Linked DNA regions of Homo sapiens: region 2 is linked to region 1. The links are chromatin contacts, found by Hi-C in ENCODE. All regions are on one chromosome and are shown on one strand. Each heading gives the region's core, a stretch centred on a gene start or an enhancer-like site at or near the end of the contact. The rest is flanking DNA. Distances are from core to core; before and after follow the strand shown. Region 1 holds the start of TLN2 (talin 2). Region 2 has its middle 28 kb from the start of LACTB.

Region 1 (6,620 bases), core at 3,724-6,223:
TTTCCAAAAGGTTGTAGCAATTCACACTTATATCAATGGTCTGAGAATTCCCACCCTGCCCCATCGAGCAGAGAGTATTACCAACCTTTTAAAAGATGTATCAATTGTATGGACAGGAAATAATATCTGTTTTTAAATTTGTATTTCTCTGTCCACTAGAGAAGGTGAGAAGAGACACAATAATTTGCATCCCTTGTTCTGGGAACTGCCTGCTCACATCCTTTTCTCATCTTTTTATAATGTTGTATTTCAGTTACTATTTCATCACATTCTCATCTCCCCACCCTCTACCCCACCCCCGCCCTGGCTACTAGATACACAAAGTACAAAAGAGTATCACCTCCTCGGAACACAATGTGTGGGCATTGTGAGGGCAGGGGATGTCTTCTCAGCATAAAGTACATGGTAAACCCTCAAAAACATACACTGAATGAGTGAATAACAGACGTAGGGAATTAAGTTTGTTAAAACTGCAGCTAAAAGAGTAAAAAGAAAATACAAATGTTCATTCCTTGTTCTACATTTTCAGAACAGCATCAGTTTGACTGAAATTAAATTGTTGATTAAGAGAAAAACAAAACCATGGTCTTGGCACCGTCTCTGAAACTCCACTGTGAAATGGGTGGCAAATGAGCCCAGTCCTAATTCATAGCTCTGGGTGACATATAAAGACTCTCACAACTAAAGCATTTTGTACCCAACCTTGTCCACCAGCTGTTATTCAAATGGCACCTGCCCCAAGCCAAAGATTGTCAGGGTGGTCAACACACAAGAGAGGTCTACCTTAAGCATGTTATCTTCCCCTCCTCCACCCTGACTTCTTTGCCTTTCTCCAGGTTATTGAGGAGGGGGTGTGGGCCCTGCAGGGGAAATTTGACAGAGTTCACATTCCCTAACTCTTTGAACTTTAGGCAAAACATCTGGTCATACCCACCATTTATCCCTATTATTTGTAATAGTTATGTGTGGCTTATGTTTTAACTAGTCTCCTTATTAGATATAAAAGTAATACGATTAAAAAGTTCTGGGGAAAGTACTGTAATTAAAAAGGCACCAGTGGGTATGTTAAGCTGTAATTCCAGGCCTGCTTATTATGTTTTCCTTCTTGTCTTTAAAATTTTTGTACCTAATAAAAATAACTGAATTATTTAGCTCTTTTTGAGTACTTCCTGTACTGGCCAACGACCACTCAAAATCATCAGGAAAACATTATGACTCAAAAGTTCTGGAGCAATAATGTCACAGATCACAAGTTGTAGAAACTGTCTCAAGAGTCTGGACATGCCACACACACATCACAACACCACTACACAGACTGGTAAACAGACAGGCAACTTTCCAAAACACATACTCGTTTTCTAACCTTTTGAAGTTACAAAATCTTAAAAGGAAAAAAATGCAAGAATTTTGGTCAAGCCATGAAGTTATGATGATTAAGAATCAGGTTGGCCAGGTGCGGTGTCTCATGCCTGTAATCCCAGCACTCTGGGAGGCCGAGGCGGGTGGATCACCTGAGGTCAGGAGTTCGAGACCAGCCTGGCCAACATGGTGAAACCCTGTCTCTACTAAAAATACAAAAATTAGCTGGGCATGGTGGTGCGTGCCTGCAGTCCCAGCTACTTGGAAGGCTGAGGTGACAGAGCAAGACTCCATCTCGGAAAAAAAAAAAAAAAGAATCAGGCAAGAGGCAACAAAGCACGATGTATAACAATTTGTTGAGAGAGGCATTAAAAAAAAGATAAATATTAAGGTAGTAAACTTGGGAATAAAGATTGGAGGGTTTGCAATAAAGCTTCTCTTTTTTATTATGTAAGGTTTAACATGTATAAAATATATGTGGCATATACATAGTTACAAAGCATAACGCTAAAATGCATAAATACCTATTTAGATGCATAGTTTTTTTCTGAGCATAGTTGGTAAAAATTTATATCATTCACCACCTGTAATCGTCCTTTACTGCTCTAGAGAACTAACGATGTTCTGGGAGTGAGGGGTGAAGGAGGGGAAATCAGGTTAATTTTGAGAGAGAAAAGACAGATATTGACTAGAAAATAACATACTCACCTCTTCCTAAACCCTAATTTCACTTAAAAATACTCTAGGGAACAGTGTTTGGAAAAACCTGAATGAGTCAGCAGTAGATGAGTTCAAAACACATATATAGCCTATGCCTGTACAGAATATCCCTAGTAACTCATTCAACAGGGTCAAGTTGTTAAAAGTTCGCTTTCTCTTTCGAGGTAGAAGCTCCACATCAATGCCAAAAAGAGAGACCCTCTAATACTCTTTGGAATCTCCCTGATAACTTAAATGGTTACAAAGGCAGAGAGAAACCAGTGGCTTCCCCAATATGAAGAGACCTGTTTCTGTGATTAAGGTGCTCCCTCTAAGACTGGAAACTTAAAACGGATTGAGGCTTTCTGCAACTGATTTCTCTTCTAAATTAGCTATGCTAATTTTGGAAAAATATATCTTGGGCTCTGGGTGTTTTCCACTATTCTAGTGCTCAATGAAAAAAAAAAGGCATTCGTGTAGGCATCCCTCTTCTCTCAAGACCACTTGTCACACCCACCGCCATCCTCTGATTTTGCATAGAGGTCCCAAATAAGCAATCAAGGTAGGTAAAATCTTGGCTGACATTCATATCGGAGTCACTTTTGCAGGCGCTTCATGAAATGAATCAGGGAAAGAGCTGCCTAACACCTAACATCTCCAGGCACATCTCCCACAGGAAAGCCTCTCCCCTCCCTCTGCACACCTAACCCCCAACCCCAGAGGTTTCTGTGGTCCCTTCTAGCCTCTTCAGTGAAGAAGACCGGAAGTGCCGACAAAACCTCAATACTATGACATCATTTCGGTAACACTCCAAGGAGAACACGTTCCTGCAATTGGCTGCCTGTAGGTTGGCAAACACGCCCGTGCCCTGTCCCATCACAAAGCAGAGGTCACAGTCTACTTCAAAAGTAAAGATTCCCCACTCCCGCTTCCCCCTCACTCCAGAGAGGTCGCTGCCTCCAAGCTCTGGAGAAGGGAGGTCAGCGTGCAACCTTACAATGCCACAGCTTAACACACCCAGGTATTATTAATGGAAAAGTAAGTGGTACTTACAGCACCAGGGCAATTTACGTGTATTTTGGGGACCACTTCTCCAAGACATCATCCCTACCCAACCGTCTTTAATTATGTCTTTGACAACGCCAACACTTCAGTTCATTCCTCTCTCATCTTCTGGAAAGAACCAGAAGTTTTCACTATGAGACACAGGAATTCTGGCCTAAGTTGTCCCAGCTCTTCAAGGACAGCAAGAATCCAAGTTTCCCCACGCGTCACCTGAAGCCCCAACTTCTGGAAACGCCCTCCTTTCCTCGCCTCTACGAGCTGCGAGAGCAGAACACGCAGCCGCGGGCGCTACTGCTGTCGCCGCTAAAGCCAAAGAGGCGACTGGAAGCTCAGGCTGTTCGGCGGCCTCGGGGCGACCACAGGCCAGGCCCTGGTCCTGATCCACGAACCAAGGCGCCTCCTCTCCCCCAGGAAGTGAGCTACTGCGCCCCTCGGAGCACCCAGGCGAGCCCGGGCACCGGGAGAACGCTCTACACTCGGCGCCCAGCCCCGGGACGCCGCCCAGCGCACGGCTCCGGCTGAGCACCCGGGCAGCGGTAGCTGCGGGGAAGAGGGGCGTGTTCCCTGAGCCTCGGAGCCCCAAGGCCGGGTCCAGGCGGGACAGAGGAAGGCGGCAAGCCCAGCACGCTGTCCGTGACGGCGGCTCTCGTTCCCAAGCCCCGCCGGCTGGCGTGGCGACGCGCTGTAGTCCGCGCGCCCTTGCGGGGACAGCAGTCGTGCGCGCCTTGTGCGGCCGCCTCCGCGCCTGCCTCGGCGCGCAAACTTTCCCGGCGACAACCGATCAGGCCTCTCCGACTGGGGCGCGGGGCTCTCCCCGGGACCCAGAAACTGCTCGCCCCCTCCCCTCCGCAGTCAAGACCCACTGAAAATATGGCGCCCTCGAAAGTCGTTCCTCGGTCCCCTCAGGGATCCCGAAATACTCGTCTCCAGGTCCCTCCAGCTTCCAATGGGCGCAAAATTTCAGCTCGTGGGACCGAGGAAGGAGAGGGAGCCGCTGAGTCTGTGTGAGGCCAGCCGCACTGGATGCAAAGCCTGGCCCCGCTCTCGGCCCGGCACTGCCCCCGTCGCTCAGCGGCCAGCAGTTCGCCCGTGGCGAGATTGCCAAGTAAAGGGCAGTCGTGGGATCGGCAGGTCTGAGTGTCCGGCACCGGAGAAGGAACTCCGCACTGGCGGGCTGTCTTAGCCCAGAGCCTCGGCGGGAGACTTGTTTGCAAAGTGGCGCTGGAGTCCCGGCGGCCAGTGCTGGAATGAAGCTGCTCCTCCAGCGCCAACTCTTCTGGCGCGGGGGCCCGGCTGGGGTCGAGGGGACACTCTATGCAGGCGGGGCCGCTTTTCAAAGCCCAGTTACCGGAAACCCAGCGAGAGCCCCGGAGGGGACCGGCTGCCCACGGCCAGGAATCCGCTCTCTGGCGCCGACTGCGAGGCTGTTTGCAAACCGCTGCGCCCGGGTCCGGTGCAGTGAAACATACATGTGCAATAGACAGGTGCATTAATTTCATTTTATTTTTATTTTCCTGCAAGAAGCCCTCCTAGACCATCAAATCTGGGAGCTTTACGGGTTTTTCCTGCATTGGCATCACTCACGAGAAGCAAAAGGGAGGAAAAAAAACCCCACATTTTCCTTCTGGAGAGGGGAGGGAAAAGACACGAGAAATTCATGCAACGTGCATGCAGCTGGAGGAAGAGGAAAACCCGAGTGAGCCGTGCGCCTTACCGGGGGATGCATTTACTGTCTCATTGCAGAGCGCCTGCCCGGGAGTGCAGCCCGCGTCCCCCCGCGCGCTGGGCGACCACTCCGCTCCCGCAGCCGCCTCAGCCGCTGCCGCCGCCGCTGGCTCCGGGCGCGGAACAAGAGCCGAGGGCGAGCGCGAGCGCACTGCCCGAGAGCGCTGGGAGGGCAGGAAGCGCGTCATCATTCGGGGACGGCGCGGCGCCGGTCCGGCCGCGGCGCCGCGCGGCACCGGGGTGGGCCGCCACCGAGGCTCAGGCGCCCGTCCTGGGTTTCCTCCCACGCGTGGTGATGCTGAAAGGGTCCGCGAGGGAAGGTGATGCACCGGCCGAGCTGTCACGGGGAAGGGAGGCTCGGGGTGACCCCGGCTTCCCAGAATTGGGGCTCTGCTGTGTAAAGGGGATGACTGCAGGACACAGCGTCTTGTAGGCTGGGGCCCCTAGGTCCGCAGAGTGCCCTCTCGGGACCTCTGGCCCGGTCCTGGGGGAAGCGAGCTGTGGCTAACTGGAGGGCCGTGGTGGGCGGTGGGGTCTTGCTGCGAAGCGGAGGGCCGTGACCCCAGGCGAGCCTGCTCCTTTCAGCACAAGGACCCTGAAACCTTGCTGGTCAGGTGTCACTTAGGTATTTAGAGAACGACTATAGGGATGAGTGGCGGTAGGGGCGTGCTGTGTTGATAAGAAGAAAATAATTCACTCCTGCTTGCCATGCCCTGAATAAAGTCAGTTATATACCTCTTACATTTACAGTCATTATTAGTAAATACTGTAAATACCATGGAACAATGTGAAGGTTATTCAAGGGGGTGAGGAGACAAAACACTATGTACCGTATGGTCCCGTTTTTAAAAACTGTGATTTATGGAGAAAGGCAGAAAAGACTGGATAGATAAACACCAATAAGTCTCTCAGTGATTGGTGGAATTGTGAGTAATTTTACTTTTTTATTTATCTGTAAGGGACACATTAGTAATTTAAAAAAACAAGAATTAGCCATGACCCCTTTACTCCTAGTACTTTGGGAGGCCAAAGCAGGAAGATCTCAAGCCCAAGGAGTTTAAGATCGGCCTGGGCAATATAGCGAGACCTTATCTCTACAAAAAAAATTAAAAATCAGCCGGGTGTGGGGGCGCATGCCTGTAGTCCCAGTTACTGGGGAGAATGGTGGGAGGATCGCTTGAGCCCGGGAGCTCGGGGGCTGCATGAGCGGTGATCCTACCACTGCACTCCAGCCTGGATGACAGAGCGGGACTCTGTCTCAAAAAAGAAAAAAAAAAGGAAAGACGACATTATTTCCATCCCAATACAGAATGGACCAGGAAATAGGTAGCAAATCTATTCAGTTACTCAAATGGAACTGCTGGCAACTTTTTAGTGTTTCTCAGAGAAAGAAACTGCTGTCACCATAAACCGGAGACTGAATTGATTTTGTAAATTGAAATTATTTTGAATAAGTCCGTTGGAACATTGGATAAGGCTGGACATTCTGTGAGAACAATACCCTGTCCTTAACCAGGCTGATGAACCGGACTGTATGTATCATAGCAGCAAAGATAACCTTAGGGTACAACTTTGTAACTTATTGCAGAATATAAACTGTAAAGCTAACAAAGTATACATTATCAATGCACAGTGAGAGAACCAATTACTTGGCAACTTGAGAAAGTCCTAAAAATTGCAGGGCACAATTTCTCATTGTACAGGTAAAGTATTTTTGTTCACCACGCCTTTTTAAACATTCACCAGTCTCACAGAATAACTAGTGGTGGCAA
Region 2 (6,269 bases), core at 1,674-4,173, 700 kb before region 1:
GCCTGCTGTACAGAGTTGGGAAACTCAAACTTGATAAAAGATGTGAAAATATTTTAAAAATTATAGGCCGGGCACGGTGGCTTTTGCCTGTAATCCCATCACTTTGGGAGGCCAAGGTGGGTGGATCACTTGAGGTCAGGAATTCGAGACCAGCCTGGCCAACGTGGCGAAACCTTGTCTCTGCTAAATTTACAAAAATTCTCTGGGCATGGTGGCAGGTGCCTGTGATCCCAGCTACTTGGGAGACTGGAGCATGAGAATTGCTTGAGCTTGGGAAGCGGATGTCACAGTAAGCTGAGATTGCATCACTGCACTCCATCCTGGGTGACAGAGTGAGACTGTCTCTAAATAAATAAATAAATACAATTATAAAGTGCTAGTCAAATGCAAGTTGGTAGTGAAACAGGCCTTGACATATTTCATAGTCACTTTATAATTCTTCCATCAAGGCTGGACAAGTGTCACCTTAGCACAGATCAACCCAGATCAACATACTGAAGATTTAGGAGCACAAGATTCTTTAATAGAGGATATTTTTCTGCCCTGCTTCTTCCAATTGCAGTATATCATATTTGATCATTGTAGTGCTTGATGAATTTATTTTGCAACTTACTACGATAGAATGAGAAATCACTGGCTTTTCCAAATAGATCATGGCTGTCTCCCCATTGGAGAAAGAGGTACTCTGTAGAGTAACTAGGTTAACTCAGAATATCTACACCCTGAAAGGCCAGTTTTCTTTTTATAATGTAAACACATTAAGGGAATTTGGAAATAAAGAGAAATCATCCAGAATTCTACCATCTTAACACAGCTCTGTGTTTTTGCCCATTACAGCCTAGTTGGCATCCATAAGCACTTAAGAGGGCTGTAGTTACAATGTACATATCATTTTGGTTTTCTGCCCCTTTTTCACTTATGCATTTCTCCACATTTCCTTTTTCTTCTTTTTGTGATTATACTTTGATAGGCATCTACATTTCTACCTAGCCTCCGTGTTTATCATTTTAATGGTGAAATAATATTCCATCAACTGAATTAATCATGATTCCTTTTGGGTGAAGATATAGGTTGTCGCCAGGTTTTTCTTTTTCTACTATTAATAATGCTACAACAAACGGGCCAGGCACGGTGGCTCACACCTGTAATCCCGGCACTTTGGGAGGCCGAGGTGGGCGGAACACCTGAGATCAGGAGTTGGAGACCAGCCTGACCAATATAGTGAAACCCCATCTCTACTAAAAATACAAAATTAGCCGGGCCTGGTGTCACACACCTGTAATCCCAGCTACTTGGGAGGCTGAGGCAGGAGAATTGTTTGAACCTGGGAGGTGGAGGTTGCAGTATGCCGAGATTGCACCATTGCACTCCAGCCTGGGCAACGAGCAAAACGCTGTTTCAAAAAATAAAAATAATGCTACGACAAGTGGCTTCTTAAATATAGCTTTTTGCCTTTGTTGAAAACCAAAGTCTCCAGGATAGAATTATTAGCTCAAAGCTTAAAAACTCTTTAGAGTTCTTGCAAATATATTTCTATTGCTTTCCAAAAGGATCCCACAAATTTTAATGCCATTAACATATTTGATCTCATTGCTAACATTCCAGCATTGAGCAATTTATTATAAAATTTTACCAATTTAATAGGTATCAAATGCTGTCTCTTTTAAAATGCTATTTTTATTTCCACAAAGGAAAGACAGTTTTCAAGGGCTACTTTTTTAGAGGGAAAAGTTTTGTCACCAGAAAGATAAATCCAGGTAGCTGATAGTATCTTCATTTACTCTTTTGTCCATACCAAGGACGTAGGAGAGTGATTTGGCACTCAGCCTCCCCTTTAGAGGTTGAGAGCAGCTAGATCTGCCCCTTTAAACCATGACATCCAGGTCTATGGTATGCAGCAGAGTGGATACTACTGAAATAGTTTACACATTCTTGCTGGAACTTACTAATACAGTTTCAGTTTTACTGAACTTCTAAACCAGCAACATAAGTTAAGGATCCAGGAATATTAGATTGGCAACATGCAAATTGACTATCATCTAACAACTGGCATCTAGACTCAGTCAGAAGGAGTTTTCAGGCAAACAGAATCTGGTGTGATGTTTATAGCTGTGTAGCGGGAGCCAGGCCTCTTAGCTTTGCTATTTGTGTCAGTTCCCAAGGGAACTTAAGTGGCAAAAGCCCACTTCAATTTTCTCAGTTTTAGGTTGCCCATTTGCCTGAAAGAAGTGATGTGAAACTTGTGAACCAGAATCTTGGGAATATTCTGAGAATCTCAGATGGAAGGGACCATTTTAATTATGAAATCTTTTTTCATTAAAAAAAAAAATCAGGTAACCCTTTCCCCATTTCACATTTCTGGTTCAGGTACTCAATAAAATGCAAATAGAATGACAGAATTTACTTTGATGAGCTCAAAATCAGTAGCAAAATATAAATCAAGATGCCTTATTAATAAAAAAGTTAAAGATTTGTTAAAAACAATAATGTAAACAGAGATGATTGTAGGTATTTAGGATGTTTAATTGTGTCCCATCCTGCCTTGCCCTTTACATATTTAGCATTTTTTTCTGATAGGAAAGTAAATTGTAGATTGGAAAAAAATCTTATTTTAAAAACAATTGCATGAAGCACATATTATTATGGTGTCTTCATTTTACAAATGAGGAAACAGACTTAAAGAGGCTGAGGGCCCCGAGGTCACACTGCTCAGGAGTGTGTCTCAGCTCCCTTATTCAAACTCTTCTGTTTCTAAGGGTTTACTCTTCTTGCATTTGAAATTGAGCAAAAGTTTAAATTCTTTTACCCAGGCTGCAGAATGGGTCTGGGAAAGACGGTAATGCTGTTGAGAGGCTCACGCATGCAGGTGCTGGGGAGAAGCCATTGGGTGGAGAATATGTGAACAGCAGGTGGCAGCAGTGTCTTTGGAGTGCGTGGTTGTCCCAGGCAGTCCCCGGAAAGCAAGGTCCATGCAATACCATGGAGCCCTGAACCTAATGCCTGACCTTTCATCTCTGACCTCCTGCTGAGCCAGGTGTACTACCTGCCACCTAGTAAGGTACAGTGTATCCCTGGGGAAGGAATTGGGGAGAATATTGGGAAACAGGTGACTTGGGAGTCATTTATAATTGAAAGGCTCCCATCTGGGTAACTGGTATAATGTGTGGTGGTGTGACTCTGGCGTGTTACTTAGCTTCTCTGTTCTTCAATATCCTTTCTGTAAAATGGGGATAATGGCCATCTGCCTCTCAGGATCACTGAGATGATTAAGGGAATGTGATATCTACAAAGCCCTTGGAACAGCCCAGTACTGGGCGCACACTATGTGTACGTTACCTATTATTAATATTCTTTGTTGAAGGCTTTATCGTTTGCAGTGGACTTTCATACCTATCATTTCATTCCATCCTCCCACCATATTTTAAGATGCAAATATTACACCCATTTAATATAATAGAGGCGGACACCGGTTGAGCCAGAGAAAGTACAAATTAGCACGAGCTTTGAAGTCAGACAGATTGGAAGTCAGGCTCATTAGAGTTGTGGGATTTGTGCAAGTTACTTAATGCTTTGGAGCCTCAGTTTCTTTCTAAATGAGTGATAATATTACCTATCTTGTGGGTTTATGACAACATACATGAAGTTTAAAACAACATACATGGTTTAAAACAATATATATGAAGCCATCTGGTGTGGTTCCTCTTCCATAGTGAACACTTAAAATTATTCAAGGGATGTTTTAAAACATCAAAAAGTATTTAGACAGGCACGGTGGCTCATGCCGGTAATCCCAGCACTTTGGGAGGCCGAGGCAGGCGGATCGCCTGAGGTCAGGAGTTCGAGACCAGCCTGGCCAACATGGTGAAACCCCATCTCTACTAAAAATACAAAAATTAGCCAGGTGTGGTGGCGCATGCCTGTAATCCCAGCTACTCGGGAGGCTGAGGCAGGAAAATCGCTTGAACCCGCGAGGTGGAGGTTGCAGCGAGCTGAGATCGCGCCACTGCACTCCAGCCTGGCGACAAAGCGAGACTCCATCTCAAAATAAATAAATAAATACAAAGTATTTAAAAAGGCAAGTAAATTTACTTACAATCCACCACCTAGAAATAACCTTGTTATTACTATGATGTGTTTTTTTCCCCTAGTATTTGTAAGTGATATGGCCGAGCTCCCATCACATATGTGTAAGTCACTCGACCAAGGTGCCAAAGCTAAGACAGGGGCAGAGCTGGGCTCACACACCAGGCAGGGCTGCCTCCAGGGCCAGGTTCTTCTGTGTAGCTACTTCTCCACACTTCCTCAATCAAGTTAAGGATTAAATGTCTTTTGAGAAACTGATGAAAAAATATTTCAAGTGTTTCAAGTTTGAAAATATACACTTACATTCAAAAGCATGTAAAGAAACCAGAGGTACCTAAGACAATCTTATCATATAGTTCAAGGCTGGAATTCTGCCCAGAAGGTAGGGTTTCACTTGCAAAACATGAATTTCTACAGATTTTTGTTTGGCCAACATTTTCACTGTTAAAACATTACTGTTCAAGCTGTTACAACTACAACAAGTAAATTTGGAAAAATCAGTGAACTAATCATTTGACAAATGGATTAAATTGAGTGAATTAATGATTCAGCAGATTGGGTCTTTGGGTGCACTGATTTTTTGGCAAATTGGCTCGCATCTATTAACATGGAGTAGTGCTCAATGTATGTGCTTGTTGAATTAATTAACACATGAATGAATGAGTGCATTGAATCTTGCCATAAATAAAATGATCTTTCCCCCCGAAGGTCAATGACTTTACATGATGTCAGCATTTTAAGAGCCCCAAAAGCTTCTTGAGACAGATATTCTGATTCTAGGGTCACGGCTACTCACCATGTGTGCATCCCAACTCCAAATCCACACTCATTGCCTGGTTGGCTCCTCAGTGAGAGCTGGTGCTTCCCTGTTGGTTCTTAGGGTTGAAGCCCGCTCACTATGGGTCTTGGAGTCAGAAGACCCAGGTTTGAATGTCACTGGGCTTGTCCACATCTTAGCCACGGAACACTGGCCAAGCCAGTGCACCCTGGAACCGTGTTGTCACTGATTACATGGGGACAGTGCTGATGTCTGTCCTGCTTTGTTCCCAGCATCACTGTCACTATCAAATAAAATGGAAATGCTCTCTGGGAGCCGGAAAGTGCTAGGTGAATTTTAGTTCTTTATGAGTTCATTATTATGAAAACCACAGTGGCCATGTGTGTGCTCTGTCATGGAGGGAGTAGGAAGGCTGGGGACGGGTCTCAGGGAAGGAGGGCCATGCCTGCTCGCTGGTAGAGGGTCACTACTCACCTTTGCTCTTTGGTCTCTGCCTTTCTGGTCACTGACACGCATGATAGAAGGGCACACACACCTATTAAACTGCTTCCCCCAGGTCATCTGCCAGTGAGGAGCTGGCAAACCCCAGTGGCCCTACAAACGCCTCCTCACTGGCTGCTTCAGGCTGAGGTCATTTGCCCGGAGCCCCTGGGGTGGGGTGAGAGGGAAGCCGGGGTCCTCCCAGTCACCTTGGGCCCTGTGCGGCCAGGCTGGGTGGCATCCTCCTCCGTCTGGCCTCTCTGCTCCCAGCTCTGAACGCAGCCTGAGAGAGGGCAGAAGGGGTGTCTGCTGGGCACCTTTGCTGCCTCACAGCCAAAGAAACCTGGCTGGGGAGGGCCGGGCAGGGAGGGCACACAGCTGGGCATGACAGGGAGGGCGTGTAATGGCGTAAGCTTGGGAACAGGATCAAAGACAAAGAACGAGGGGGCAAGAGGTGTCTGGAGAACGCAATTTTTTCCTCCTCCCTTTTCTCAAGTGTAAGAGTAAAATCATTAAAGAAAATAATGCGCCCTTCAAAGGCGAATTGGCAATCAGTGTTGAATTTTAGTGCTGGAGTGGGTGACAGCACATCCCAGCTGCAGTCAGGAGACCTACCGCTGCTGAGTGACGCTGCACCAGCCACCCGCCATCAGCCACCAGCCCCCAGCCAAGCGGTCATTTACCACCCACTTGGTCTGGCTCACTTTCTGTTTCCTGAGTTATATTAGCTCTAGTGGAGACCTACCATAACAGTTCATCACGCTTGAAAGGTGCTTCTTCCTCCCAGAGAACTTCACGTCCACCCTCTAAAAGCTCATCTGTCTGAACAGCCCTTCAGGGTTAAAAGCACCTGTGCTCAGATGGACTCTGAATTGGAAGGTTCTGAGGTTCCATCTAATCCTGTTATTACCCAGACTTCAGCTGGGCT

Evidence for each region. Hi-C counts contacts between places; a loop is a spot of excess contacts on that map. Pooled maps may share reads with other maps.
Region 2: a loop to region 1 is called in a map of MCF 10A, with 10 times the contacts of the local background. The contact joins the enhancer-like site here to the promoter of TLN2 in region 1. A Hi-C loop is called at or near these places in 3 of 168 maps with a recorded cell type or tissue (MCF 10A, chondrocyte and endothelial cell of umbilical vein), 1 of 37 single-sample maps with no recorded cell type and 18 of 50 pooled maps.

Annotation. Positions count from the first base shown.
Region 1 is chr15:62,388,903-62,395,522 of GRCh38, reverse strand. It overlaps TLN2 (talin 2), which reads right to left and starts at 4,973. Exons shown (of 59, transcript NM_015059.3): 1 at 4,838-4,973. RefSeq lists enhancers at 3,951-4,565, 5,484-5,553 and silencers at 4,744-5,073, 5,121-5,317.
Region 2 is chr15:63,090,410-63,096,678 of GRCh38, reverse strand. No RefSeq gene overlaps it. Among named protein-coding and RNA genes, the nearest start is that of LACTB, 28 kb to the left of the region's middle. RefSeq lists an enhancer at 2,537-6,269. Within about 2 kb of position 2,923, at least 5 of the 41 ENCODE cell types and tissues checked have a DNase peak (open chromatin) inside an H3K27ac peak, as active enhancers do.